Regions from separate parts of the Homo sapiens genome. Here all the other regions are linked to region 1. Evidence: chromatin contacts called from ENCODE Hi-C or POLR2A ChIA-PET data. All regions are on one chromosome and are shown on one strand. The core of a region is the stretch at or near the end of the contact, and the rest is flanking DNA. Distances in the headings are between cores, read along the strand shown.

Evidence for each region. A loop is a pair of places that touch in the nucleus more often than their neighbours do. ChIA-PET counts read pairs that join two places held with the same protein, here RNA polymerase II (POLR2A). Pooled maps may share reads with other maps.
Region 2: a loop to region 1 is called in a map of CD8-positive, alpha-beta T cell, with 12 times the contacts of the local background. The contact joins the promoter of SMAD2 here to the promoter of MBD2 in region 1. A Hi-C loop is called at or near these places in 2 of 168 maps with a recorded cell type or tissue (CD8-positive, alpha-beta T cell and naive thymus-derived CD4-positive, alpha-beta T cell) and 5 of 50 pooled maps.
Region 3: a loop to region 1 is called in a pooled map, with 10 times the contacts of the local background. The contact joins the promoter of PMAIP1 here to the promoter of MBD2 in region 1. A Hi-C loop is called at or near these places in 8 of 50 pooled maps.
Region 4: a loop to region 1 is called in a pooled map, with 4 times the contacts of the local background. The contact joins the promoter of SMAD7 here to the promoter of MBD2 in region 1. A Hi-C loop is called at or near these places in 2 of 50 pooled maps. POLR2A ChIA-PET finds 5 or more read pairs at or near these places in 2 of 52 experiments (CD8-positive, alpha-beta memory T cell and MCF 10A).

What each region holds. Positions count from the first base shown.
Region 1 is chr18:54,221,633-54,229,168 of GRCh38, forward strand. MBD2 (methyl-CpG binding domain protein 2) reads right to left here and starts at 3,037. Exons shown (of 7, transcript NM_003927.5): 1 at 2,386-3,037. The coding sequence starts at 2,927. SNORA37 (small nucleolar RNA, H/ACA box 37) reads right to left here and starts at 780; the gene lies at 652-780. RefSeq lists a silencer at 2,738-3,127 and enhancers at 3,878-4,420, 4,421-4,961.
Region 2 is chr18:47,926,596-47,934,131 of GRCh38, forward strand. SMAD2 (SMAD family member 2) reads right to left here and starts at 4,064. Exons shown (of 11, transcript NM_005901.6): 1 at 3,766-4,064. It overlaps LOC124904297 (a long non-coding RNA gene), which reads right to left. Exons shown (of 2, transcript XR_007066360.1): 2 at 5,593-7,536. RefSeq lists silencers at 3,493-4,022, 4,053-4,982.
Region 3 is chr18:59,896,484-59,904,019 of GRCh38, forward strand. It overlaps PMAIP1 (phorbol-12-myristate-13-acetate-induced protein 1), which reads left to right and starts at 3,513. Exons shown (of 2, transcript NM_021127.3): 1 at 3,513-3,752; 2 at 6,164-7,536. The coding sequence starts at 3,695. The coding sequence ends at 6,270. RefSeq lists an enhancer at 2,602-3,353 and silencers at 3,110-3,519, 3,670-3,879.
Region 4 is chr18:48,946,800-48,954,335 of GRCh38, forward strand. SMAD7 (SMAD family member 7) reads right to left here and starts at 4,166. Exons shown (of 4, transcript NM_005904.4): 1 at 3,013-4,166; 2 at 1,585-1,638. The coding sequence starts at 3,625. RefSeq lists an enhancer at 1,496-1,997 and silencers at 1,864-2,063, 3,104-3,423, 4,640-5,339, 5,910-6,249.

The sequences.
Region 1 (7,536 bases), core at 1,787-4,286:
GGCATGGTGGCAGGCACCTGTAGTCCCAGCTACTTGGGAGGCTGAAGAATCACTTGAACCCGAGAGGCGGAGGATGCACTGAGCCGAGATCGCACCACTGCACTCCAGCCTGGGCGACAGAGCTAGACTCCATCTCAAAAAAAATAAAATAAATTTAACATCAGAAAATTTACACAACATCCAAGAAAATGTTAAGTGGCCACAAATCCAAATGAGCACTACAACAATCTGACTTCTTGAAATAACTTTTCCAACTACAAGGAAAACCAACAAACAAAAAGCTCTGCAATACCCAAAGTCAGTCTGAACAAAAACATCATCCCAAAACCAAACAAACCATATCCCAGGAGAACTGCCACAGAGTAAAATTCAAAGTTTAAGATGTTCTACTGAGAATAGCCTAGTCATCTATTCCTCAAGGAGTTCAATCACAGATACAGAATAATCTTGTCAAATATAATTGCCTACAAGACATCAGCACATAGTTCACAGAAGGTTATGCAGACAGCCTGCTTAGAAAGAAAACAGAATGCTCTGTTAATGAAAGAATACTAGAAAACGAACAATTGTGAACGGCACTAAATGAAACTAATGAACTTGAGAAAACTAATCTTTTTTTAACCACAATAACCTTTTTTTTTAATCAGAAGAAATTGTCCCATTGAATGACAGCTGCCACTGGCACAGTCCCAGGGCAAGGATGCCAACAAAGGTTTTCTCTCAGCACCAGCTACCAAATCCTGGCCCCACAGCCTGAGGGAGGACCTGTGAAAGTGCTCACAATAACTTTCTTACCATTAAATCAAATATTTAATGATGAGGAAATACAAACCAAGACTATCACACTTTTTCTTTTTTTTCTTTAAAGAGATGGGGTTTCACTCTATTGCCCAGGCACAATCATAGGTCATTGCAGCCTCGAACTCCTGGACTCAAGAGATTCTCTCGCCCCAGCCCCGTAACTGGGACCACAGGTGATTACTACCTTCTTATGTTTAAAAGAAGTTCTCCATTTTATCATATGAGGTTTCAAGATGAGGGTCCAGATCAAGTGGAAGACTAAGTTCTATGAAACATCACTTTTATTTTTTAGTTGAGGTGAAGTGAACTTACTACAACTACTCATCCATATATAGCAACCATCAGGAATGTGTTCGTATTTACATGCTGCACCAGCAGTGATCACATTCTTGTGTGTGCATATGTATGTATATATGTGTATGTACATTTCTTTAACCTTTTCAATCTAGTTAAAAGTATTTTTAGTTCATAAGCATGGTATGTGTACAGACACATTTTCCCAGAGCTACTTGAAGAGGACAGGAAATCCTTTATAACATTATTACAATAGCTAAATGACAATTGTCTCCAATACCCATATACATTCCCTGAAAAATGCTTCAGTCAGTCCACAAACACGTACCTCCAAACTACTGAATACAAGTTTATATTATCTTCTATCAATAGCATGGCTTATTACAAAATTTAGTAAATGTGTATTAAGTCCACGGATGTCAATTGCCATAGGCACTTTCTTGAGCTTACTGGGTCACACAAACTGAAGACATCAGCAGCATGACCACGGGATTGCAAGATTACACTAAGGTGAAAAACCTTGAATCATTTAAAACAGGATGTCTCAACCTCAGCACAGGTGACAATTTGGGCCAGATCATTCTTTGTTGTGGCAGCTTTCCTTTGTATTATCGAATATGTAGCAGCATCTCTGGCCTCTACCCACTAGATGCCAGTATCACACCCTCCCCAGGTGTGAGAACCGAAAATGTCTCCAGACATTGACAAATGTTCCCTGGGGAGCAAATTTTGGTCTAGGAGTCTAAAAACTTAGTACAGTGTGTCAGTTTCAAAAGAGTATATTCTGCAATACCAAGAAGTTCCAAAAAAACTTCAGGCATTCCAAATAGCTGCTTTATACAAAACTTTCTTGGATGAAGTAAATGAAACCTTGTTACTGTAGATAGCTCATTCTTCCACATGTGCATGCTTAACACTTGTGATGATGAATCTGGGACAGGCTGGGACAGGAGCCAACAGTGACTGGGTTTTATAGTTTCGATGAATTACACCTCCTTTTAACCCTTCAGTGGACTAACCATCCCTGCCAGGCTAACCCTTTCTTCGCAAACCATCTTCCCCGACGCCTTCCACATAAGATGCCCTCCTGCGGGCCCTCACCTTTTGACACTGCCTCCCACCGCACTGGGGTCAACTCTCACCCAAGGGTTCCGCCACCTTCCACCACCAAACCAGCCTGTCCCTGCCACATGCCCCCCGGGCCCCAGCGCTCATCCTCTGCCCAGGCCCGCTCTTGACCCCTGACCCCGGCCTGACCCCGCCACCCCCTCCCCGCCCCCAGGGAGGTACCTGAAGTAGTAGACATCGCTCTTGCCAGCACTTAGCCCAGATTTTCGGATCACTTCCTCCTTCTTCCATCCGGGGGGGAGGGCCGGGCAATCCATCCTCTTCCCGCTCTCCGTGGCCCGGGGTCCCCTGGGCCCCGGCCCCGCGCTCCCCGACGGGAAAGGGACCGGCTCCCGCCGGGGGGCGCCGCCGCCACCGCTGCCGCCGCCGCCGCAGCCGCCGCCGTCGCCGCCAAGGCCGCTGCCGCCACTCGGGGGACGGCCGCGGCCCCGGCCCCGGCCCCGTCCCCGTCCCCGGCCACGGCCCCGGCCCCGGCCACGGCCACAGACGCCGCCGCCCCGGCCCGCCTGCTTCCACCGCCCCCGGCCACGGCCGCCGCCCCGAGCGCCTTCCCTGCGCACGCCGCTCACCGGGGACGGGGCGAGCGCGCTGCCCTGGCCCCCCTGCTCTATGGCGGAGTCGCCGCCAGCGCCGCTGCCGCCCGCCGCACTCTCCCCCTCCTCCTGCTCCGGGCAGCAGCGGCCTCCCCCCGGGTGCGCGCGCATCCAGCCCCCTCCCCAGCCGGCGCTGCGCTTCTTCCGTAACCGAGCCCTTGGAATCCCGGAGACCCGCCCCGCCCGCAGCGCGGCGCGCGGGGGACGCGCGCAAGCATCATAGAGCGGGCGCGCACAGAGCGGCCCTCCTGCCCGGGGCGTGGCCCCGGCCACCGCCTCTTAGGTCCTCCAAGCGCTATGGGCGGCCATCTTGTCTCCGCCTTCTCGGGGCCACGCCCCCTCCCGCGCTTTTCCGGCCCCCACTGGGCGCGCGGAGCTGGGAAGGTTGGTCGGGCTAGCCACCAGCTGGGGGTGTCATAGTGACTGTGGTTAGTTTGTTTCAAACGGGGTAACCTCCACCATTATGTGATTTTACCTATGTTTGCTTCCCAATTAATGAATAACAAGCAAAATAGATCTTATATTACATACCAACTCGGCTATTCATTTAAGGGGGTGATAGCCCCTTTTCCCGCCCCTCTGCACAAAGCTTGCAGGGGAGCTTATAATGAAGGAATGAAGCAAAGTGTCCCATTCGCTGAATACCAGTTCCCTCCTGAGCCTGGCTTCAGAGCCATTGACAGATTCTCCTGGAACCTTGTAAGGATGTAGGAAAGGAAATGATAACTTGGAATATGCCCATGAGTCAGATGGGGCTTACCTCTAGATTCTCCTTAGAATGACCAGAATCCCTAAATCCATCTAGAAATTTCCAGATGTCTTTGTCTAATACAAAAATCAGTGGCCTTTTATTTGGTAAATATTCCATTATGTTGAAAGTCCAGCCTAACTTACTGTCACAAGCCTTTAGGAAACTGTGTGGTATTCTTTTCGGTCTGCCAACTTGAATTTTAGAAATGCATATTTTCTATAAGTTGTCGAACACTTATAGAAGTGTGCTATTGATATTCAAGATAATATATTATGAAATATTTGGAAGATTGAAAAATGTAAAGCACATGTTATCAGCCTGATGATAAGCTATCTTGGGTTTCTATACTCATATGCCCTAAAAACTGAGGACCAAGTTTAACGTATAGAAAAAGTTGATTAATATAAAGCAACAAAAATCTAAAATTAATTTGGTTTATCTTTGCAGTATATGCAAACATTAACTCATACACACAAACTTGTCTGTCTCTAAACCTGACCTTAGTCTTCTTTTAATGTCCTTTAGTTGAAAGACACTAATTTGTGGTTTCCTACAAGAAATTTAGAAATGTGAATGTAAAAAATCATCAAGAAATGAGTTCTGAGGAGATCAGTACTGGAGACATTCATTTAGAAGTCATCTGTGGGCCGGGCGCGGTGGCTCACGCCTGTAATCCCAACACTTTGGGAGGCAGAGGCGGGCAGATCACCTGAGGTCAGGAGTTCAAGACCAGCCTGGCTAACACGATGAAACTCCGTCTCTACTAAAAATGCAGAAAATTGGCTGGGCGTGGTGGCGGGCGCCCGTAGTCCCAGCTGCTCCGGAGGCTGAGGCAGGAGAATGGCGTGAACCCGGGAGGCGGAGCTTGCAGTGAACTGGATCACGCCACTGCACTCCAGCCTGGCAGACAGAGCGAGACTCTGTCTCAAAAAAAAAAAAAGAAGTCATTTGTGGCCGGGCGCGGTGGCTTACTTCTGTAATCCCAGCACTTTGGGAGGCCGAGGCCGGCGGATCACGAGGTCTAGAGATAGAGACCATTCTGGCCAACATGGTCAAACCCCATCTCTATTAAAATACAAAAATTAGCTGGGCGTGCTGGCGTGCGCCTGTAATCCCAGCTACTCGGGAGGCTGAGGCAAGAGAATCGCTTGAACACGGGAGGCGGAGATTGCAGTGAGTCGAGATCCCGCTACTGCACTCCAGCCTGGCAACCGAGCGAGACTCCGTCTCAAAAAAAAAAAGTCATTTGTGAAAGTGACAGTTGAAGGAGGCCCTGGAAGTAAGTAAGCTCTCCAAGGAAGGGCTTGCGTGGTTAATAATAAAAGGAAAGAGGATCAAGAACTGAATCTTGAGGAATGCCAATACTTAAGGTTCCACTGAAGGAATAAAGGAAAAAAATGATATTAAAGTTTGTATGACATAAGAGAGTACTCTGATTTTCACACATAATTGAAAGTAAAGGGTAAACATGAGCAAAAATCTCAGTAGAAACGGTAATTGAGACAGGTAGTTGAGACAACAGATGGGAACAGGTATGCTTTTGGAAAATTCTACCTTTTCATGCTGTGCTAATAAGGCTGTAGATCAAATGATATATTGGATATAAAAGCATGCTTAAAGAAATAAATCACAGGATTTTCGGGTCATTATTTTAACTTCTACTACCAGATTCCATTTGCTAAATCCCAGAAGATGTAGCTTAATGTTCCCTCTGTTAAGAAAAATCTCATTTAGACATGTCAAAAGCTTTTTGGTTACACTTGAACTTTTCTGCTGTGATACCATAGAGCAAAGTAAAAATATATATATATATATATATATATATAAAATAAAAATAAATGCTCTTATTTATTCTCCCACTAAAAGAAAAAAAAATACTCCAATTAAGGCAACAATAAATTCCAAAGGGGACTAGATTGAGATCTAAAAGGGTTAAGAATAGATGCTAAATACCTGAGAGACAGACCCCTTTGTTTCTCTTAAAATACTGGACAAATAATAAACCTTTTATAATTCTCGGAAACTGCATTTTCTATCACTCCTCCAGGAAGCATAGCAACGTTATTTTTCTCGGGTAGTAAAGTTGTGACCAAATTTTCAATTTGGTCTCTCTTACAATGGAGAAGGTTTGCTAGCTTATCTCTTGGAGAAAGTGAAAGACAAAAGCAAGATAGGATTATGTATGAAATCTGGTCCACTAAATGAACAACAGAGATGTAACCACCTGTGATCTCTGCCTCCCAGGTATAAAGGCAGGTGCTAAAACACCAACTGTCACCCCTAGAAGACTATTCTTTCTTTGATTTTTCCCTTTATTGTTTAGCAGGTAAAGCTGAATGAAGTTAAGCCATTAAAGAAAAAGTTGTGGCCGGGCGCGGTGGCTCACGCCTGTAATCCCAGCACTTTGGGAGGCCAAGGCAGGCAGATCACAAGGTCAGGAGATCGAGATCATCATGGCTAACACGGTGAAACCCTGTCTCTACTAAAAATATAAGAAATCAGCCAGGCGAGGTGGCGGGCGCCTGTAGTCCCAGCTTCTCGGGAGGCTGAGGCAGGAGAATGGCGTGAACCCAGGAGGCGGTGCTTGCAGTGAGCTGAGATCACGCCACTGCACTCCAGCCTGAGCAACAGTCTCAAAAAAGAAAAGAAAAGAAAAGAAAAAGTTGTTTTAAAGAAAGCTGTTAATTTGGATTTTTATTTTGAAAATTAGAACAAATTCAGGTAATGAAACTTCAAAGAATATTAGGAGGTGAGACTGATTTTGAGAACTATATATTTTGTCAAATATATAACCTGCGTTTAAATCTTTGAGTGTGATAAAATACCCAATAAAAGCAGGTGTTTTTTTTGGTTTGTTTGTTTGTTTGGTTTGGTTTGGTTTTTGTTTTTTGGTTTTTTGTTTGGTTGGTTGATTGGTTTATTGGTTTGTTGTTGTTTTGGCCTCCTGTGTAACTGGTACCACAGGTACGTGCCATCACACTCAGCTAATTAAGACAATTTTTTTTTTTTTTTGTAGAGATGGGAGTCTCCCCGTATTGCCCAGGCCGGTCTCAAACTCCTGGGCTCAAGCAATCTTCCCGCCCCACTTCCCGAAGCCCTAGGATTACGGGAGTGAGCCACCGCACCCAGCCAGAAAAACGTTTCAAATATTGGAAAACCTTACTTTTTTCAATGAGCATTTTTGCATCAAGGGGTAACAGGGACATTAGGCTTTTTTTCTCTTAGACTCCAAACAGTAAGGTCAGAATTTATCAAGACATTACATAGGAGTAAGGGCACAGCCAGGGGTGGTGGGGGGAGGACATTTTCCAGCACTAATTAACAGGTTTTATGATTCACTAGGTTGGCCCAACTACTGTTCTCACCTAATTCCCAGGCACAGCATGTCAGGAGGCCAAATGACACTTTCCAGTGCAAGTGCTTGTAGTATGAAGGGGGCAGAGATCACCTAGTGACCATCAAGCAGGCCATCCAGAGGCAAAACTCCTTATGTGAGGAATTTAGAAGTAATTAGACTCCCCTGTTATTTAAAGCTGGCATCTGGGTCCAGGCTTCTTCCCCAAAAACTTGTAAGTAACTAGAATTTCTACATGTCTCCCATGCATGCATGTCAAAACTTATCGTGCAACCCTTGCTGACATTAAGACACCAAAATGTCCAAAAATGTAATCATTTATCATGACCTAAGTGGTTAATATGGCCCAAATTCCCTTTAAGCTCCTGCTTTAAGGTTCATAAATATCCCTAAGGAAAATCCACTCAGTCCTCTCTTGCTGAGGCACCCTGCTGTACTCTTCTGCACTGTTCTTTCTTTCTAATAAAACTTTCTTTTTCGAACCTATACTGTCTTCTGTAAATTCTTCTTACTACCCTATGACCCGTGAGCCAACCACTTTCCGATGCCAGGGTTCTGACACCTCACCTGGCATAATATAAAGTGTTTTTTTTTTATACCCTTCCACTTGGAAA
Region 2 (7,536 bases), core at 2,814-5,313, 6.3 Mb before region 1:
TTGCTTGTTAGAAACACTTTAAATAAATGCCAACACATTCTTATTAAGGGTCTCCAAGGCTCTCCTAAGCTTTAAGCTATGGACTGGGACAATTTGGCTATCCCAGGCCTTTGTTGTTCATTGTCTGCTTCTCAAATACATTTTACAATAGGTCCATAATAACAGTGTAGGCAAATCATTTGGATTAGAAAGAGCCCAAGTAACAAACCCACAACTACAAGAGAGGAAGAAATCATTTGGGAGGACCCTTATATCTCAGGCAATGTTCTAGGTACTTGAATTGTGATCACTGAATAAGAGGAAGGGGTTAGTACTTCCATTTTGTGTCAGAAAACCAAGGGCCTGGGGTTGGTAGTAAATTGCCCAGTATTGTAACTGAGAAACAAAATATTAGGCTAGGGCTCTCTGATTCCAAAACCCAAGGCCTTTCCACTACATGAGACTGCTGTCCAATCCTGGGTCTCGGTTTAACTAACTTTTTACACTATTCCCGATCCTTTCACTGAGTTATTCAACTCTGCTTTCTTTCCTTAACCAGCTTCTGTAATTAAAGGGCAATAAGTGATCAAATTAAGGTCAGATGAAGCTTAGCTCTACAAGTGTACATCTGTTCAGCAATAAACATGTTTCTGAAAGACTGGCCGTATCTTCAGTTTGTATAGACTGTGCAAAACTGGTGCCAAGGTCCCCCCAAAATACACAGATTGTTCCCAGTGACACTGAGTAACACTTCACATCTTCCCTAGTGCTATCTGCTACATGTTACAGGAAGCAAGGCAAGCTCACTTTAGGAATGGCTCAGTAATGCATGTGCCCTTGATTTGTACACTAACAACTGTCTTACTCTAAACACTGGAGAATAGGGCAAGGGACATGAGTTTCCACTTTTCTAACTCCATTAAGGAACAGGGGTGTACTTGTTTGCTGTTAAGAGACTTTATTGCCTAGTCCAGAGCCTGACACACAGAAAAAGCTGTTTGTTGAATAAATGAATAAATGTATTTGTTGAAAATAAATGCATCGGCCAGGCGCGGTGACTCACGCCTGTAATCCCAGCACTTTGGGAGGCCGAGGTGGGCGGATCACCTGAGGTCGGGAGTTCGAGACCAGCCTGACCAACATGGTGAAACCCCGTCTCTACTAAAAATACAAAATCAGCCAGGCATGGTGGCGCATGCCTGTAATCCCAGCTACTCAGGAGGCTGAGGCAGGAGAAGCGCTTGAACCCAGGAGGCGGAGGTTGCGGTGAGCCGAGATCGTGCCATTGCACTCCAGCCTGGGCAACAAGAGTGAACTCCGTCTCAAAATAAAATAAAATAAAATATATAAATGCATAATCTCTCATAACCTCTCTTAACTGGTTGTGAATTCCTTACGTTTCACATTTTCTGACATACCTTTGGAATACTTAGGGGAAAACATCTTACCTCTCACAGAAACTAAGGGCCTAAAAATGGCTCTTCTACACCCATCAAAAGACTAAGAATCTAAAAGACATGCCCCCCTCTACCCTCTAAAAATGACTCTTTGTCCTAAGAATATGAATAAATCTCCATCTGCCAGACTGCACTAAATACAGCTTTTATATGCATTACAAAAACACCTGTATAAAAAAGCTGCTACAAAACGAGGTTTTTGGAGCCCTAAAGCACAAAACCAACAGAATCAAAACCAAACAAGAACAAGGAAAGACTTTTAAAACTGACAGTATTTGCAAAATGTAAAAATTCAATAGGTCTTTGGCCAGCGGTTTACACAGCTAAACCGAGTTTTTCCATTGACATATATTCCCCCAAATGTGAAGTAAAGATTATAGCAACATGATTCTAATATTTACAATGTGAAAATGAAAAGGGGACAACAACCTCTGGCCATCTTGAAGTAGAATAGAAACAACCTTTGTTCCTACTAAAGTTCTGTTGAAATACCAAAACCATCCCCAATATTCCTACACAAGAGTTAAAACACATACCAAGCCTGATAAGACACAAACAACAGGAAATTACCCTGCACAGTTTCTTAAAAGACTATTATTTCATGAAACTTACAGACTGTGTAGAGACATGACCACTTATGACTAAGTAAACGTAGGTTACAACCTTGAAAACCCAAACTTTTGTTGAACACCTACAATGCTTGTGGCCGCACTTTAGAAGGTGTGGCTAAGTATAAAAACCAAGCTCTAAGAGCAATTTCTTACTAAAACCCCAAAATGAACGTTTCCAATCACATTACATTAATTAAACCTGGCCAGTGAACAGCCTTGAACTCAATTAAATCCAGCAGAGTTTAATATTTATAGTAAAAGTGGGCACACTCTTTAGAAATGCCGAAAGATGTGAACTATTTATATTTACTACGACAGCTAAGTTTACGGCAACGGCTAAGGAACTTTAAAAATAAAAGTATTACTTTTGAATTTAATATAAACGTTTGCTAAATGACCTTCTGGCAGAGGAAATTCTTTAAATATCTTGTATGGGTTTTCCGAAGGCAAATTTTTTAAATACCCTCAAACTATGGTACATTTATGAAGCCCATTTTAAATTACTTCTCCCATCTCTGCTTCATCTGCTTCACTAATTCATGTATTAAAACTGTTGAAACTCCATTTAACTATTTGACTAACTTCTCTGTAAGATGGAAACTTTTTAAAGGGTGTTAAAGTAGAATAGCAAATTTTCAGCATAATAAGAGCAAATTTATTACTAGGCTCAAGGAAAACATCCTATCAGCGATTCATTCATACGAAACTATCAGGTTCAATTCATATGAAGTCAGAAGAGAGAAAAAGAATTTTGGAAATTAAATCACATTTCAAAGACCATTTCTAAAAAGATGTAATTATTCCAAGTTATTTATTTATTAACAATTATTTTACACATGTCGTTTTAAAAGTTTCACAAACCCAAATTTAAGATAGTCCAAATTGCAACAAACAAGACATGACTTTGATGGAAAATGCTGCTTGCAAATTCGTTTTACCTGGAAATTTCTTTTTTAAAGGTATGGTTGACAACACACTGGTGGTATTTTGCTTTTAAAGGGTCAAGAGAAAGGAATAACAAAACCAACCCAGGCATTCTTTTTCTGTTTAGGATCAAAAGGACATTTTAAGGATAAGTAAAAGACAAAAGTACCTGACCCAAAGACAATATCCCCCTCCAAGAGAACAAAGTAAGTTGCAATTTTAAAAACCAAGTTTGAAATACGAGAAATCACTTCGAGGGCTTTCCAAAGGCGTGTGATAAAAACTAATAGGCTCCACCCGCAGAACAACTTTCACAAGTGAGTGAAGGATGATCACAGAGTTATCAGCTGTGTGCGTGTTTGTGAGTACACACAAGCCATGGAAAACCCGAGACTACCACTGTTAACAAAGGTTACGAGACCAAAAAAAAAAAGTGGAGGCAAAGTATTACGCGTCCCTAACAAGGCTTCCCCACAACTCCTGAAACAAGAGCTCTGGCCCTTCGGCTTTAAAAATCAGAACCACAAACTATGGAGTGTGAGAGCAGCGAGGGGAAGGGACGCAGGCAGCCCCCGCCCCCGTCAGCCTGGGCGGCAGCGCAGTGCAACCGAGCCCCGTCCCTTCCCGGCTCTCCGGCCCCGAACCCGCACGCCCGGGCCGGCGCACCCACAGCCCCCGAACTCACCACACCCCAGCCCCCACCCGCAGCGGCCATGTGACACGGCCCATCGCCCCGGCCGCGGACGCACGCAAACACTTCCCTAGCTGGAGGCCCGCGGGCGCCCAGGCTTTACCTGCAAGGTGGCGCCAGGTCCCGCCCCGTCAGATCCGGGGGGTCCGGGACCTTTTGTTCCTTCCTCTTCCGATGGGATGGAGGGGGCTGGGAGGGGAAGAGGGGAATGGGCGATTGGAGGCGGAACTGAAAACACTCCCGGCCGCCGTCTTCCCGCCCCGCCCCCAGGCCCGGGCCCGGCCGGCGGCCCGGGCGCGCGGGAGGGTAGGGGAAGAGAGGGGAGGGGAGGGGAGGAGAGGGAAGGGGAGGGGAGGGAGCCTGGCCGCCGCCCGCGGGGAAGGAGGGGGTGAGGACGCGCGCGCCCGCGCTGCCCCTCCTCCCCTCAGGCGCGCGCCCGCAGCCCTACCGGCCGCCCGCACGGCCGCGCCCTCCCCCGCCAGCCCACCTCCGCTTCCGCCCTCCGCCCTCGGCCGCCGGCCGCCGCGGCGCCACGCACCCACCTCCCGGCGGCTGGCGGGCTGCTGGCTGGCGAGCTGCTTCTCCGCCGCCGCGGCCGCGCGGGTAGACCCGCCTGCCACCCTGGGCCGCGGGCCCCGCCGATTCGCCGGCGCAGCCCCGGGGCTGGCACCCTGCCGCCCGCTGATTGGCGCCTCCAGCCGCCCGTTAGGGCGCGAGGCACGCCGGCCGAAAGCCGCGCGGGGCGGGTATGGAAGACGGAGGGAGCGGAGGAGGAAAGGAACGAGGCCGAGCACCGCGGGAAGGGCCGGGGGGCGAGCGGGGCGCGGGGAGTCGCCGGCCACCGCCTCCCCACCTCCCTTTGCCTACGGCCCGCCCCGCCTCCCGGCCGGACCGGCGGCGCCCGCAGCCAATCAGCACGAGGGAAGCTCGGGGTGTGAGCCGCGCATCGGGGGCCTCGAATCGGAAGGGAGACGTCGCTCGCTGATTGGTCCCGCCTCCCCAGTCTAGCGTGAGGCGAGGCGGGGCGCGGCCGGGCGGGGCGGGACGCCCGCGGTTTCGCTTGAGTTGGGCGCCGGCGCGCTCCCACCGGGGCTCACGGGCGGAGAGGGAGAGGCCCGCGCCTTGCCGCGCATTAAGACGATTCCCGGTGACCGCCCGATCCCTCGCCAGCGTCGTGGGTGGGGCCTGTAGGGGCCTGCCGCCTCGTCCACCGTCCGTCGTGAGGCCGGCAGCGGACACGTGCTCATCCCACGGGGAGGCCCCGCGCAGCGCGGAGGACGCGCCTGAGAGAGAAAAGGGGTTCGGGAGAAGCCCGAGGACCCGGCCCGTGACTGGGCGCGCCCTATGCAAATGAGCGGGCGGGGCCCTCGTGTTGCTGAACGAGGGCGGGTTCGCGATGTAAATAAGCCCAGAGGTGGGGTCTTTGGAGAGCACTTAGGGCCCGGGTAGGGGATGCCAGGTATAAGTGTTTAACCTAAATTTTGGTTCCGTCTTCAGTAAAAATGATATCAATAATCCATGTCCCGAAGGGTCTTTGTGAAGTCTAAAAGAAACATCTGTCACGATGTCCCTTAATGGCTGGGATATCTTCCCTTCCCCTTTTCTCCACTGTTGCGACGATTAGGCCCCAACTTGCACATCTGCCCTACAGGAGGCAGCAAGGCCCTAAACTTACGGCTGCCCAGAACATAACTGCACCCAGGGAAAACCTTGTTGCGGTTACCCTTAGGAACACCCAAGCCTCTGCTGACAAAATATTGAGCCCAACTAATCACATCAGGTGTTTACTATGCACCCACTGTGACACAGGCAGGGAGTACCGTAGAACTAAAGTTGAAAAGAAACTTAGGTTTCACACAGGTGCCAGAGACAAGACTAGAACACAGTTTTTTTTTGGCTGCCTGTCCAGTAATTCATTCTCATGTGTGGCTTAGTTTATAGATTTAATTGGGGACTTCAAATAAGCGGGAAAGAAGCACTAGCAATACAAATCGGTAATCAGGAAGTACCAAATGAGCACTCCAAACAGTAAGAGTTTTTGAAGTATACGCTTTCTTCTGAGAAATGAACGTGTCCCAGAGGAGGGTGCCTTCAGATGGACCTTAAGAGAGATGTGGCCATCCCCTGAGTCATACAAGTTTTCCAGATGTCCTTTCAAAATCTCTGTCCTTTCCACCGTCTCTGTCCTCACACATAGAGGAACTTTTCTCACGGGAAGGTTGCGATGAAGAGCATAAACCCAGGAGTCAGGCACGTTGTAGCTTTGAGTACGACTCTGTTCCAGATCTGTAATCTTTGGCAAATGGAACTCACCTGCAACGATACCTACTTAAATATAGTTGTGTGATGATTAAATAATAAATATGAAAGTAAATAACATAGGGCTTTGAAGTTCAAGGAAAGTCAGTGATCATTAACTTCTCTTCTGTTGCGTGCGAACATTTATGCTGAGACGAACCTACTCAGCAGAAATTCTTCCTCCAAAAATTCCCTTCCAGGGTGGTTTCTTCCATTGTTAGTTTAGAGGCAGCTCTACTAACCCCTTAATAAAAATAAAAAAGTTTGTGAAGGACACCCAGGAAGCCATTTGGTGGAGCTGTCCCACCTCCTCTGCCTTGTTTCCTCTTTCCAGAGCCACTAGGGAGGACGGTCCAGGGCAAAGGCTGTTCAACTTACAAGTAGGAAGGCTGTTTCTTGTTTTTGGTCTGTCTTCCTGCTAATACAAGTCAACAGTTGTAATATGAAGTAGCATATTAAAAGCTACCCTGGTCACACAAGTATTTTCTCCTGTGTGAACAGGGTGTGGATTTGGGTGTCCACCTGAGTAGTAGAAATAGGAACCAAAGCAGGCCTGGCTGGGATTCCAGAATGTGCTCCTAGTATGGAAGTTAGGTACTTTGAGGTTACATTAATTAAGTGGGTAGTACGCCTGAGGTCTAAGTTAGACCATTTCTCCAAAGTCTCAGACTTTGGGTCCATAACTCTTCCATTTAGGAAGCCTTCCAGGATCTACAATTGAGGAAGAGGGAGAAGGGACAATCTGGCTACCAATGCAGTCCCCAAGGGGCTTAGAAATGGGAGCATGCCTACTGTCCCCTCTGCTAGAAATGCATCTAAACCAAAGTGGGTCAAGACAGAAACTGAAGGCACATAGAGCAGGGATTGCTATGGCAACAAACAGCTTGGAAATCCACTAGGGTACCTCAAGATCTATCAGTAGGTCCCTATTGTATAAATTAGATTGAATGAGTCTTATTTTTATATGGATAGAGACCAAGTTTAACCCTTCATTAAACATGACACTGCAAAATCAATTACATCCAAATCAATTCAGAATCCAATTCAAAAGTAGTTAAGTGCACTGGAAAGACACGAAAGAAAAATGATAATGGTGGTTGCTTCTGGAAAGAGCCTGAGGGTCATAAGTGGAAAATTTAAATTTCATCATTATTTCTTCTGTAGTTTGATTTTTTTGAAAAAGCTCACTGCCTTGGTTCAGACTTCATTGTCTTTCATTGGAAGTACTGCTTTAGCTCCTCAGCTGGTCTTCTTGCCTCCACTCTTGCTGCCTTCCAATTCATCCTCCTTCCTGCTGCCAGAATTTTTTTTAATAGCATATTTTCTAAATGTAAATCTGATATCACTACCTTGATTGATAGTTTCCTTCTTCCAGTTTTTTTTTCCCCAGGGTAAAATCAAGACTGTTTAGCATAACCTAAAAGATCCTTAATGATCCATCCCAGGCCAGTCTCTGTAGTGTCACATCTCAACACTCCCCACCTTGCTCCCTTTTCCCCAGCCAGAATGAACTCCTGACAGTTTCCCTAATCACCATGTTCTCTCGTTCCCCAGTGCCTATGCTGTGCTCTTTGTT
Region 3 (7,536 bases), core at 2,263-4,762, 5.7 Mb after region 1:
CTGCAACCTCCGCCTGGGTTCAAGCGATTCTCCTGTCTCAGTCCAGCCTCCTGAGTAGCTGGGATTACAGGATTACAGGCATGCACCACCACGCCCGGCTAATTTTTGTATTTTTAGTAGAGATGGGGTTTTGCCACATTGGCCAGGCTGGCAGACTCCTGACCTCAAGTGATCTGCCTGCCTCGGCTTCCCAAAGCGCTGGGATTACAGGCGTGAGAGATATAATCCATCAAATACTCTGGCTAATTTCCTGTTAACAAACATGCTATACAGGAAAACAACAACAACAAACACTTTTATTAGAACAAACACAATCGATCTACAGCCTGTATATTTTATCCCAGGCTGACTCTACATATGCCTCATTTATATCTCATGTCCTCTTGTTTAACTGTCAAATCCTATTTTCTGCAAGAAATATATGAATGACTATTCTATTACTAATCATGCTTATTTTGTTTTGTCATTGTGGTTCATATATATATATAGATACGTATACATTTTTCTTTTTTTAAACACTGACATCGAAATGATCAGATGTGCACTGTCATTTTTGAACTTGTTTCACGAGAAAGGATTATCTAATAGTTTTTTAAAATGTCATTTTCACCAGTCCTACTTAAAAAAAAATAGTAGGGAATTCTAACGCTTCATGATACATTTTTATTAATTATTTCGTTTGGTCAAATATCTCCATGTTTATATTTGTTGCAAGCCCAACATTAAATGATACCTCCCTTTTCCAGAGGATATACAGTTAAAAGAAGCTATTCACTCTGCTTCTAGCTTTTTTTTTTTTTTTTGAGACAGGGTTCTCCCTTTGTCGCTCAAGCTAGAGTGGAGTGGCTCGATCATAGCTCACTGCAACCTCCTCCTCCTTGGCTCAAGCAATCCTCCCACCTCAGCCTCCTGAGTAGCTGACACTACAGCTTATACTTGTATTATCTGCAGAGACAGGGTTTCACCATGTTACCCAGGTTGGTCATCAACTCCTGGACTCAAGCGATCCCCCAGCCTCCACCTCCCACAGTGCTGAGATTACAGGCGTGAGCCACTATGCCTGGCCAATTCTCTTTAGAGAATGTTAGATCTGCCAAAGAGTTTATGGACCATCTCAAATCCTAAATCTTTAAAAGTCCTCTATAAACCAGCTGAATCTGACCCATGTCCAAAACCCACCTCGCCCGACTTCTTTCCGCTCTTTTCCTCCTTGCAAGCTGAATTTGCAATTCCCTAAAAAACAGAGTTGCCTAAGGTTTGTAGCCAGTGTGAGTCACATGACCAATTCTTTTCTAATGAAAATGTTAGAGGATGGGATTAACATACCTTTTATAGGTAAACAATGTTGTGATTCACTTTTTTTTTTTTTTTTTGGTGGTTGTTGAGTATATTCTCTGCATTTCAGGGTGCGTATTTGAACGACAGAAATTTAATAATTTATGCAACCAAAAAGTTAACGGTGTTCCTTATGTATTAGGTAAGTCAAAATGAGCCTGGAGTGGTTTTGAATTACCACTTGGGGATAATAGATTTCAAGGCAGCATCTCCAGTGTGCTTCCTGCGTCTTGTGATGATTCCTAAATTCTGTCCACTTTTACTCGTTTGTATATACCCCATTCAAAAACAGCCAACATCAGCCTCGAAACTATGTTGTTTAAACTCAAGAGCAGTTTTGTTCCATGCTTATATTGTTGTCCATACCTTCAGCAGGACCAAGCCATAAATAAATACTTGCTGGTTTGTGTTGACTGAATGATTTAAGATAAATAAACAACCTCAAATGCCTACTGAGGCCAGATAATGTAAATGGGAAAAGCAAACAGCGGGGAGTGTGGTGAACAGGAGCACCCTAGGTTCCTCTAAAGGGTGTGGCTTCGACCACACTTCAAACCTAGTTTGCACTTTTGGAAAATGGATCCCACGTTGTCAGAGATTCTGGTTTTCCAAGAGATGCTGGAATCTGGGTTTTTCATGCAATCCCTCAATGTTTAAAATGTTGGTAATCAATTCAAATTTTTACAATACATTTTGAAGGCCAATACTGTAAACCAAACTAAGCACTTCTAGGGAGCCCATGCAACGAATTTGCAATCTTTTCATTAAACAGCACAGCTAATATGAAAACACGCTTTTTTTTTCTTTTTCTTTTTTGAGACAGAGTCTTATTCCGTCACCCAGGCTGGAATGCAGTGGCGCGATCTCGGCTCACTGCAACCTCCGCCTCCCAGGTTCAAGCGATTCTCGTGCCTCAGCCGCCCAAGCAACTGGGACGACAGGCGTGCACCACCAAGGCCGGCTAATCTTTTGTATTTCAGTAGAGACGGGGTTTCACCATATTGGCAAGGCTGGTCTCGAACTCCTGGCCTCAAACGAACCACCCGCCTCGGCCTCCCAAAGAGCTGGGATTACAGGCGTGAGCCACCGCGTTCGGCGAAAACACACATTTTCTAAGAAACTGATTGCTGGGAAGGCTACAGTGGGTAAGAGCTCTTGCTCTCTGTGGGCCTGCCTGGTTCGGAATCAGGGCAGTGCTCTCTGCCTAAGTGAACTTGGGCAATTTTCTACAAACCTCAGTTTCTGCACCCGTAAAGTAGCAACGGTTGTTCTGAGGACGGAATGAGAAAATGCATGTCAAAGTCCTTAGCATGAAGCGGCTCTCAGTAACCGTTAACCACTCCTAATTACTCCTCTTCATAATAGTAGAATTACTCATGGCCTCGCCAAACATTATGCAAATAATTTCACGTTCCCAGGTAGCTCAGCCCTCCCACAAAAGATTTGAACGTTTTCCATATGATAACGATCCACTCGTTTTTGCTAAACATCCACAATGGGCGATATCGACCTATCTGGAAGGACACACACAAATCCCTTCCCAACTCAAACACGATGTTCTTTCTGGCTGGCACCAGGGCTTCTGTTTGCAGTGACTTCCTGGGACCCGGAGCTTTCTCACAGGGCCTCTGGCATCTCCTCTGCGGTGATTAAGGTTCTTCTCATTTCCCTTCCCTGTTACTGCCCATACTCTTCAAGTTCGAAAAGTTTCCTTTTCCAATCTCTTTTCTGGGCTTGTTTACCCAAGTCTCTAATTGCCAAGGCCTCTGGTCTCTCCCCACCCACAACGTTCCTCCTGGTTAAACCCTTCCCCTCCCGCCACTCCCAGCTCCCGCCACTCCCAGCTCCCGCCACCACTGCCGCTGACGACGTCCAGCGTTTGCAGATGGTCAAAGCCGACCCCCTTCTCCTCCCACCTCGTTTTGTAAGGAAGTAATTTCGGGGCCGAGCGCTCTGCGCCCCCCGCCGCGGGTCGGCGCCGCCGCGGGTCGGGAGCGTGTCCGGGCAGGTCGCGCTCAGCGGGGTACTTCCCCGCCCGCGTCCCGCGTCCGCTCCCATAACGCCGTCTGCGGGGCGGGGACAGGGGCGGGGACAGGGGCGGGCCGGGCGTCTAGTTTCCCTACGTCACCAGGGAAGTTCTCACTGGACAAAAGCGTGGTCTCTGGCGCGGGGATCTCAGAGTTTCCCGGGCACTCACCGTGTGTAGTTGGCATCTCCGCGCGTCCGGACACCCGATCCCAGCATCCCTGCCTGCAGGACTGTTCGTGTTCAGCTCGCGTCCTGCAGCTGTCCGAGGTGCTCCAGTTGGAGGCTGAGGTTCCCGGGCTCTGTAGCTGAGTGGGCGGCGGCACCGGCGGAGATGCCTGGGAAGAAGGCGCGCAAGAACGCTCAACCGAGCCCCGCGCGGGCTCCAGCAGGTACCGACCCGCTGGGGCCAGCGAAGACCCAGGCCGGGCGGGGTCGGGGCCGGGGTCGAGGTCTCGGCTGGGGCGGGCTCAGCTCGCCGGGGCTCAAGCACAGACTGCACGGGGGTCAAGGTCGGGCCAGGTCTGTGCCCTGGCGCGAGCCTTAGGGGCGCCTCCAGAAAGTTCTTCGGGGTTTTTCCCCAGGACCGGCGGGTACGGCGGGTACGGCGAGGGACCAAGCCGGATTTGCGATTGGGATGCAGCTGCGTTTCACCAGGGGCAAAAAGCTCCTTTCCTCCTCTCTTTCCTCCTCGCCACTTGCCCTTCCCCGGGGCCACGAGGAACAAGTGCAAGTGTAGGCGGCTGTCTCTAGGAGAAAGTCATTGTCGCGGCAGAAGGGGCAGGAGAGAGCCCCGGGGACCGCCTGGACTCCCAGCGCTTCCAGAGACGGCCCCACAAGGGCCCCTGTGTTCAGGAGCCTAGAAAATCTTGTAACATTTAAATAATCGATATTGTGGGAGGTGGGGATAGGAGAATAGGAGTTAGTCCGCTCCTTTTTTTCATTCATTCATTCGCACTCCCCACCCCGATACATACAGCTCCATCGTAAGTTTTCAGGCCAGCGCCCCGGCCCCATGCTTTTTCTAAATCTAAACAGAGAACCCAGTCACTGCCCAGAGCCCGAAGTCTGTGTGGGCCATACTGCTGTTGCATCAGACGATTATACGCCCCCCCCACCTTTTAAGTTACTTTCATTTTATAGAGCTCCTGGGGCGTGCGAAGGAAGTGGTGCATTGCAAATGTGACCATGCCTAAGTTGGTAACAGGCTGCTGTCTCTGGCGCTTGTGTGGGATGGAAAAAGCTTTGTCTACCTTTTGTGATGTCTTAGGATTCTGACCTTGTTTCTTTCTGAAGGATCTTACTTATGCATAGCACTTTCTGGTCCGACTTAATTCCCAAGAACAGGAAGCAGCACAAAGTCCCTCTTAAACTTGATTTGATTGATACTAATACATTTATAGGTGTGTAATGCAATTTTTAAAAAATTAAGGAAATGACCGGGAAGTATTTTCTGCCTTGTTTTCTACATTTTTGGTGAAAGGGATAACTTTTCCACTTAGAATTCAGGGCTTCCAGTGTCGGACGCTGAATGGTATTTGGTTTTTCTTTTAGAACTGTATATTAATATATCTCAATCTCTGTAGACAACATGTCTATGTAAATACTTCCCAACATATTTGATCTTGTAGCCCATAAAGAATAACACCTTAAGGGATTTATTAGGTCTCTTGGTGTAGGAGTTAGGAAAGATTTCACTCACTTCTTGTAGAGAGAAATTGGTTGAAATATAGGTTTAAGATTTTGCTTTACTATATATTGACAGCTTTGATTTATTTTGAGCCTAAATACGGTATTTTCAGGGTCGATTTATAAAATAGACCAGATTTTAATTTGTAATCATGATTTTTTAATGTTTGTAATCATGAAGTGTACCCGAAAGACCTCAAGCTGCTCTTTGAAATATTCAAGAAAATTGAAATTATAGTCAGTATAGATACGATATTATAGTCAGTATAGTGTTAACTGCACTTACTGAAAAAAAGTGTACTTGGAAATTATAAGCATCATTTTTCTTAATATTCAGTTAGAATAACTCAATTCCAAAAAGTAGTAAACATGTGAATTAAACATTGCTTATTTTCTGCTCCTCTCATTTCCATAAAGGCAATGGATTGGTACATAATGGGGTTATAGGAAGAAGTGGGTTTACATTAAAATAGAAATGTTTAAATTATTTTAGAGAATGTGGACTTAATTTTAGAATAAGATTTTATGAGTCTTTTATGAAAAAATATCAGCGTTTTTTAACGAGAAAAAGAATACCTCTAGATTTGCCTATATAATGAGAGTATAACCTAAGCTGTAAATTATTGCCATTTGAAAATCAAATCCTACTTGAAAGCCACACAGAACTTGACTTCTGTTTCCCAGCCAACCTTAAATGAAGAGAAAAAGATGACATCATCTAAGGCTGGTGACTTATGCTACTCTTTGTAGCATTGCTTTTAAAATAAACAAAGTGGTTTTACAATGTTCTCACATCCCAAAGAATGATAATGCTACTCTTTGTGGTATTTGACATATTTGAAAGTAAGGTAACACTTGCCTCATCCAGGATGCGTTTTTTAAAAACTCAAAGTAAATGTCTTTATTCTTACCTTAACGATTGCTTTCGGTGAGTCACAATGTGTGTAAGTGTGTGTGTGTGTCACATTTGGAAAACAGGTGCACATAAAGCCAAAGTTAAGAGAAATGCTTCCTGGGATACTCAATTTGTCACTAGTGTGGGCGTATTAGGTTTTGCTGGTTACAGTCTGTAATATCATCAATGTTCATGTCCATGTTTTGCTTTCCTTCTCAGAGCTGGAAGTCGAGTGTGCTACTCAACTCAGGAGATTTGGAGACAAACTGAACTTCCGGCAGAAACTTCTGAATCTGATATCCAAACTCTTCTGCTCAGGAACCTGACTGCATCAAAAACTTGCATGAGGGGACTCCTTCAAAAGAGTTTTCTCAGGAGGTGCACGTTTCATCAATTTGAAGAAAGACTGCATTGTAATTGAGAGGAATGTGAAGGTGCATTCATGGGTGCCCTTGGAAACGGAAGATGGAATACATCAAAGTGAATTTCTGTTCAAGTTTTCCCAGATTATCATTCTTTGGGATGAGAGAACATTATAAAACCACTTTGTTTATTTTAAAGCAAGAATGGAAGACCCTTGAAAATAAAGAAGTAATTATTGACACATTTCTTTTTTACTTAGAGAATCGTTCTAGTGTTTTTGCCGAAGATTACCGCTGGCCTACTGTGAAGGGAGATGACCTGTGATTAGACTGGGCGGCTGGGGAGAAACAGTTCAGTGCATTGTTGTTGTTGCTGTTTTTGGTGTTTTGCTTTTCAGTGCCAACTCAGCACATTGTATATGATTCGGTTTATACATATTACCTTGTTATAATGAAAAAACTCATTCTGAGAACACTGAAATGTTATACTCAGTGTTGATTTCTTCGGTCACTACACAACGTAAAATCATTTGTTTCTTTTGACTCAAATTGTATTGCTTCTGTTCAGATGATCTTTCATTCAATGTGTTCCTGTTGGGCGTTACTAGAAACTATGGAAAACTGGAAAATAACTTTGAAAAAATTGGATAAAGTATAGGAGGGTTACTTGGGGCCAGTAAATCAGTAGACTGAACATTCAATATAATAAAAGAACATGGGGATTTTGTATAACCAGGGATAATAAAAAGAAAAAAGAAGTTAATTTTTAATTGATGTTTTTGAAACTTAGTAGAACAAATATTCAGAAGTAACTTGATAAGATATGAATGTTTCTAAAGAAGTTTCTAAAGGTTCGGAAAATGCTCCTTGTCACATTAGTGTGCATCCTACAAAAAGTGATCTCTTAATGTAAATTAAGAATATTTTCATAATTGGAATATACTTTTCTTAAAAAAAAGGAACAGTTAGTTCTCATCTAGAATGAAAGTTCCATATATGCATTGGTGAATATATATGTATACACATACTTACATACTTATATGGGTATCTGTATAGATAATTTGTATTAGAGTATTATATAGCTTCTTAGTAGGGTCTCAAGTAAGTTTCATTTTTTTTATCTGGGCTATATACAGTCCTCAAATAAATAATGTCTTGATTTTATTTCAGCAGGAATAATTTTATTTATTTTGCCTATTTATAATTAAAGTATTTTTCTTTAGTTTGAAA
Region 4 (7,536 bases), core at 2,916-5,415, 5.3 Mb before region 1:
TTAAATCCTGAGAACAGATTTATCCCAGTGTCTCTGCAGGAAACCCAAGGGAACATGGCCTTTCTTTTCTATGGTTTTTGGAGGTTTCTGGGAACATTTACCCCTGCTGGTCTTTATCCCTGGGGCTAAGGTCACTGTTCTCTCTCTTTTAAGGAAAACCTCCAAATTTGAAGAATATGGAAGGACAAAAAAAACAGGTCAGAGGTGGCCCCTTGGAAAATGAACTTCATAAAAGAATTCTTGATTCTTTAAGCCAAAACCCAGTCAAGTTACAGTCTTTAGGAAAACAGAGCTTGGTAATTCCAGTTAACGTTTGTTACAAATACAGAGAGCTGGGTATCTCCTTATTAATAACCATTTATCTGGTGTTTTGTAAATCGAAAGCAAAATATCACATGCTTTGCGGGCCACTTATTAGACCGGCACCAGGCAAGCAGGAACGCCTTCCCAACTTGAGGGAGCTGGTAGAGTCCCAGGAGGACTGGCTGCAGAGTATGGGCTTCGGTTACACGTTCATTAAAGTATTTAATTTATGACAACGCCCCAGCAAAACTTTTAATTAGTGGGGGGAAAGGCCCAACAGCCAAAACGCAGGAGGCGGAAGGACTTGCAGAATTCCAGGAGCTAAATGGTGCCCAACCCTTCACTTTTCCTTCTCCCAGAACCTTGGCAAAATAAAAATGTCCCAAGTATTAATGTTTTTTTCAGGCACCAGTATACAGGCACAAAAACCAAGGTTACATACAACCTGTACTTTTAGCAAACAGATCTATCTCCTACTGTAAGAGGGAGCTCCAGGAATTTGGGTTTGTCCTTGTTGTCACCCCCAAGTTCATTTTGCTGACCCTGTCCCCAGCACTGTGATGTCCAGAGGATGGACCCCTGTGCTGCTGCCGGCCAGAAGTTGAATGCAGACAACCACAACAGGGCTGGTGCCAGTCTCAAATGGGCTTCTGCCATGGCTTCATGCCAGCCAGTGACAAAGCAGCAGACAGGCAGAGCTATGCTTCAAACTTTGATAGTCCCTATGGCGAATACTGAGAAAACCCCGGGAGAGGACTGACTTGCAGGTGACTGGAGCAGGAGGAACCTACCCCCCCCCCCCTTTTACTGGCTGTTGCCTATACTTCTGAAAAGTTCTAGTGTCTACTCCAGACCAAAGTCTTCTTTGCACCTTTTTAAACCGTCTTCCCATCTATCGAATCACCCTTTCCATTATTCCCACTGATGCTCCTGGCACTCACTAAGTCTCCGAGTTATCCCCATCAACCAGTCCTATTTGGTTCCCAAGACACTTCTCTCTGGACTAAAGCTTCCACGTGTTAAAGCTGAGCCCACCGGCTACACAGCACAAATACATGAAAAAGGAACAAAATGTAAAGCATATCAAGGGAACGTCTTTGCAAAAACAGCAAAAAACCCAGCCACAACAGAAAAATTCACCAAACTTCCAACAGAGGAAACCTAGAACCAACGTGAAGCCCAGCACCTCCCCAAGCCTTTGCCTACACACAAAAAGCCACGTTCTAGAGGCTCTATTTCTAACTTAAGATAAGCAGGATATTTTAAAAATCATCTACTCACCAGTTGGTTTGAGAAAATCCATCGGGTATCTGGAGTAAGGAGGGGGGGGAGACTCTGAAATTAAAAAAGCAAGAGAAAATAAAGGCCCAGCCATGAGAAGAGAGATAGAAACTTATGATAACAGAGGCATTCTTTTAGCCCAACTGTTTGTCTTAGCTGTGGGGGTTGGAGGCAGGGCCGCGAGGCGGTGATTGCCTTGATATTTAGCTGTCAGATAAACAAAAGAGGCCGCCTGGCGCCAGCCTCGGCGCTCCGCTCCTCCACGTCTGCGGCCGCAGCCGCCGCGCTCGGCTGGCCCGGCTGGAAACCACCGGCTCGGCCGGAGCCGCGCACTTCACAGTTCACAGGGCGGGGGGCGACCATGCCCCCTCCCCGTCCTCGGACTCCAGACCCAGCTCCCAGCAACCTCGGCTCCCCGCCCCGGCCCGCCCCCCAGGCGTGCAATTCACCTCTGCCCCCGCCGGTCCGCTCGGCACTCGCGCGGGGGACACGGGGCTGCCCATTCCTAGCGCACTCGGGAGATGCATCCCAAGCGTGCTGGGGAACGTGGGGGATCTGCGGGCGCCCGGGGTGAACCCTCACATCACACTCTGTGTACAGAGACGTAGAGTAAAGGAAGGAATGGAGAAAGCTGAGAGGATAAAAGGAAAGGAGTTTCAGGGTCTCAGCCGAGAAGCCCAGGCCCCAGCGCAGTAAGAGGCGACAACGTCACTGAGGCGCCGGGGCCCCACTAATCTACAGACTTATCTGTGCGGAAGGAAGGAAAAAGTAGGGGACACCCAACTTCTCCTGCCTGTTTGTTCCTCTGCACCCTGGGGCTGGCAGAGTTGAAAGGAGACAGATACCCAGTTCGGCCTTCCATCCAACTCTCTTTGCCCCAAAACTCCAAAGGTGCGCGGCCACGACAGTATCTGGGCCACTGGTGTTCGACGTGATTCTCCGTATTTACTAAAGGAGTAAATACGGAGACCTTCCAGCCTTTATAGCACGCCTCTCCCAGCCTTCCTTGGCGGGCCTGGACCAAATCCAACTCGGCCACACACCTCAACGTCTTTCCGGGTGCGGGGAGGCGTGACCCCCCCACCTCCCTCTGCACCCCCTTGTTGATCCGGAAATGAAGGCGTCTAATTTTTAACCGCAGACTGCAGGAGCAGTGCCCGTAGACCCCTTCGGGGCAACACAGGAGAAAACCTGGAAGGGAACCCCCAGGGAATGCCCTTTGAGTTTCCCCTTGTCCCTTCTCTACTTTCAGCCCCCAGTCTCTTCCCAGGAGGGTATGCACACTCTCCCAGGAGGGTATGCACACTCTCCCAGGAGGGTATGCACACTCCCCCTGGAGGGATGGCTGCACAAACGCACTGCCCTAGGGGCTTTTCTTCCAGCACTGGCGCTCCGGAAAATGTTGGGGGTAGGGGGACAACTTCTCACCTAGTTCGCAGAGTCGGCTAAGGTGATGGGGGTTGCAGCACACCAGCTCGGGGTTGATCTTCCCGTAAGATTCACAGCAACACAGCCTCTTGACTTCCGAGGAATGCCTGAGATCCGGCCACCTGAACACTTTGCACAGCAGGAGGGGGAGCGAGTAGGACGAGGGCGGCTGCGCAGGCTGCGCGCCGGCGGGCGCCCCCGGGCCCAGCCTGCAGTCCAGGCGGCCGGGCAGCAGGAGGCACGCGGTGCGCGTCCCGCCGCGGGACTCCACGGCCTGGAGCAGCAGCTCCAGCTGCCGCTCCTTCAGTTTCTTGAGCACCGAGTGCGTGAGCGCCTTCAGATCCGCCTCGGCGCCCCCGGCCGCGCCGGCGCCCGCGGCTGGCGGGTGGGGATGGTGGTGACCTTTGGCACCTCGCACCGCCTTGCCCAGGCAGCATCCAGCCCTGCCCGGGCCGCCGCCACCGGCCCCATGCGCTCGGCTGTCCGTCGCCCCTTCTCCCCGCAGCTCGCCTCCTCCTCCACCTCCCCCTGCGCCCTCCTCCTCGTCCTCGCCGCCGGGCGCACGGCTCCTCCAGAGACGCCGGACGAGCGCAGATCGTTTGGTCCTGAACATGCGGGGCGAGGAGGCGAGGAGAAAAGTCGTTTGCCTGCTAAGGAGCGAACATGACCTCCGCACACCATGAAGAAGTCGGGCGCCGAGTTGGGGCAGCAGGCGCAGGCGACAGCAGCAGCAGCAGGGGCCCGGGCAGGAGCGGCGGCGGCCCGAGGGGCGCTCCGTGGCATGCGCCAGTCTCCCGGAGGCCGGGGCGCGCGCGGGGGCCCGGGGGCGCCCGCCGGGGATCGGGGGCCTGCGCTCCGGCTGCCCCACCCCGCGCGGCCCGCGCCCTGCGCGGCTCTCCGGCCCCGGCGCGCCCCGGAGGAACCCGGCCGCCGCTTCCCTGGGGACGGCCGAGCCTGCCCCCGTCGGCGCCTCCCCAAAAAGAGGCCCCCCCGCAGTGGCTCCCGAATGTCGGGCTCGCCAGCCTCGGCTTCCTACATGGAAGGTCCGCGGGGGCAAAAAACGAAAGGCGTTCGGCTGGGCTGTTGGAAGAAGGAAAAAGCCTCTTTCCCCCTTGCTAAGCAACTTAATTTGGGGGTGGGGAGAAGCAGGCAATTAAAAAAAAAAAAGCAAGCGATTTATTTTTTTCCTCTATATCCTTAGTAACCGGATCTCCTCGAATTCCGCGCACACGAAGACTCAGGGGAGGGGGCCGAGTGGACTTCACCCCGCATGAGACGTCTGGCAAAATAAGAAGGCTCTCGCAAAACCTAACAACCAAATATGCAAAGCCCCAAATGAAAACCACCACCTCCTCGAACCTCAGAGGTCTGGGGGCGTCCGGCTGGAACTGGGGTTTAAAAAAAGAAAATGTTTACAAAGTATAACAAGATGTTTGATGGGTGGAAAAATGTATCCACGAGTTACATCCCCCCGTTTCCTTGCAAAGCCCCGCTGGTCTTCCTCTCCTTTTCTTCTGCCAAAAAAAAAAAAAAAAATCGTGTATTTTTTTAATCCACAGAAAGCTTTGGCTAGACCGCTTCAATCCTGCGCATCTGGGTGGTTTAGGGGAGTCTCTGGTCTTTCCCCCTGCGCTCCTGGGGGCCCAGGTCCTCGGCGGGGACTTCCTCGAGGCTGGCGCGGGCGCAGGGGCAGAAGATGCTGCGGCGGCGGCTGAGCCCGGCGGGGCTGACAGCGCGGGGGAGGGTGGCGCGGCGGCGGCGGAGGGCCCCAGACGGGTCGCGCGTTCTCGCCCCCCCCGGGCACAAGCTGCTTGCTAGTGCAGGGGCCGCCGATGTCCCTTCCCCTGGCCGCGGCTGGCCGCCGAGGCTCCCCGCATGGGCTGCTCGCCTCGACCCAGCTGCGGCGGCAGGAGGCCCCGGTGTCCTCTCGGCGCCTCCTCCTCCGAGACTCTCCTCGTCGCGCCCGGGAGCCTCCTTGTCCCCGGTCCGCCCTCTCCTGGCGCTCCGGTCCTTCTGCCGCCGCCAGGGGCTCGCCGCGCCGCACTCAGGGGCTCAGGGGCCGGGCGCTCGGCGGCTCGGCGCCGACGGACTGGCTCTGTCTCGGGCAGCTCTCTCCCGCGCGGCGAGCGGACCGAGCACGGCGCCCGGCTGGCTCGGCTGGCGCGGCTCGGGGACAGGATCTTCCGTGCGCCGAGCAGCAAGCGAGTGTGCCCGGGGCTCACCGCCTCCCGCAAGGCCTCCCGCCCCCGCCCCCTTCCCTCCCCCTTCCTCCCCCTTCCCTCCCCCGCCCCCAGCCGCCGCAGCCGCGCCGCCTCCTCCCCGCCCCCCCGCACCCCCCCTCCGGCCCTCTGCTCGGCTGGTTCCACTGCGCAGTGGCGCGCCCGGCTCCGGCCTCGTCACGTGGCCGTCTAGACACCCTGTCGCTTTAAAAAAAAAAAAAAAGCGATTGTGTTTCGCAAACAACAGATCGGGTTTCTAAAAGCTATTTCTCCCCCCAACCCCCCGCCACCGCCACCCCCTCCCGGGTCTGTAGAGGGGGTACCGATGGAGGGGAGAGAGATAGGTGGGGGGCAGAGAAGCTCCCAGAATGGATTGAGCCCCGGCCGGAGCCATGGAGAAATTGGAAAAGCAGGGAGCACCGAGCGGGCTTCGCCGCGAGTTTTGGAGCTGAGCGAGCGGGTCGGTGGCCCGATTTCGACCCGGCTGGGTTTCGCGGTGGCCATCTCGCGCGCGCTCGCCCTAGCGCTTCATTCATTGGTTTTGTTTTAAAGGCCCTGGCGGTGGATCCCTTGGCCGCGCCCGAGGGCAAGGGGAGGAGAGCGCTGTCTCGGTTTAAAAGACATTTATACCGGACTGGACCGAGGCCCTGGGAAGTGTGCGCTGAGGGGAACAGCCGCCGAGGGCGGGGAGGCGGCGTGAATATGACCTCAGCGGCGGCCGCGCGCTCCCTCCCGCCCTCTCAGCTCCGGGCTCCGGTTTCTAGGACTGCCTGGAGAAGTGTGTCTTGTGCACAGCTCTGGAATGCATTTGGCCGGCTGACGAGCTGTGAGGGGCAGCATCCCGGCGGGAGAAGGGGAGCGGGGGTGGGGGCTCGCCTGCGCGCCGCGGGCAGGTTTCCTCCCGGGCCCGGAAGACCTCCGCCACCCGCCACCCTGCCTCCCGGCGCGGGAAGGTTACCCAGCGAGCAGACCTGCCTAGGGCATTCATTTGCATGCAGGCCCTGTTTCTGGGCCTCGTAGCTTTCAAGGTGCTTAGAGTCAGAGAGTTTATTCCTTGACCCCAGGTCCCGAAGAAACATATACCCAAGCTGGCGGGTTACTGCATAGAAACGGGCATGGCATTGCTAGGGCATAAACGCATTTACAGCGTGAAAGCTGATGGCTCCGAGAAACGTAATGATTTAAATACACACACATCAGTATTGATGAGGCCACTAGTTGGCATGGTGATCTAACCTCACTTCATATTCAGTGAAATACGATTTTTTTAAAAAGCCATTGAGAATTGTGAGATCAGGCCAGCAGTGAAACTCGTTGGGGGCTTTAAAGAATCTTTTTTTCTTTCTTTCTTTCTTTTTTTTTTTTTTTTTAGAGTCTCACTCTTCACCCGGGCTAGAGTCCAGTGGCTCGATTTCGGCTCACTGCAGCCTCTGCCTCCCCAGATCAAACGATTCTCCCACCTCAGCCTCCGGAGTAGCTGGGACTACAGGCGCGCGCCACCACATCTGGCTAATTTTTGTATTTTTTGGTAGTGACGCGGTTTAACCATGTTGGCCAGGCTGATGTGGAACTCCTGACCTCAAGTGATCTACCTGCCTCAGCCTCTCAAAGTACTGGGAGTACAGGCGTGAGCCACTGCACCTGGCCTTAAAATAATCTTTAGAAAAGGTGAAATGTGCCCAGGTGCGATGGCTCACGCTTGTAATCCCAGCACTTTGGGAGGCTGAGGCAGGTGGATCACCTGAGGTCAAGAGTTTGAGACCAGCCTGGCCAACATGGTGAAACCCGTCTCTACTAAAAATACAAAAATTAGCCAGGCGGGTGGCGCGCGCCAGTAATCCCAGCTGAGACAGGAGAATTGCTTGAACCCGGGAGACGGAGGTTGCAGTGAGCTGAGATCGCGCCACTGCACTCCATCCTGGGCAACAGAGTGAGACTCTGTCTCAAAAAAAGAAAAGAAAAAAAGAAAAGTAAAGATGAAATGTACATCTTGCCGGCTAAATTATATGTTCTTAAAAGGAAAAGGCAGGAATGAATCTTAGCCGCCTTTAGAGCTCAAGTCCTCTCCCCCTCTAGCAATTAAAAAGATTTCTAACATATTAGTACAATAGTAGATGCTTAATAAATATTTAGAAATCAACACTTAGGGCTTAAGGGGCATTTGGACCCTTCCTCCACCCCACCAAAAGTACCTTTGGTAATATAAATTCAAGAGGAAATCAGCAACATTGCTTACATGATCATTTCCAGGCAAGGAGATCCTAACACTTATTGACTTGGAAGATAGTAGGATGCCAAGCAGTGC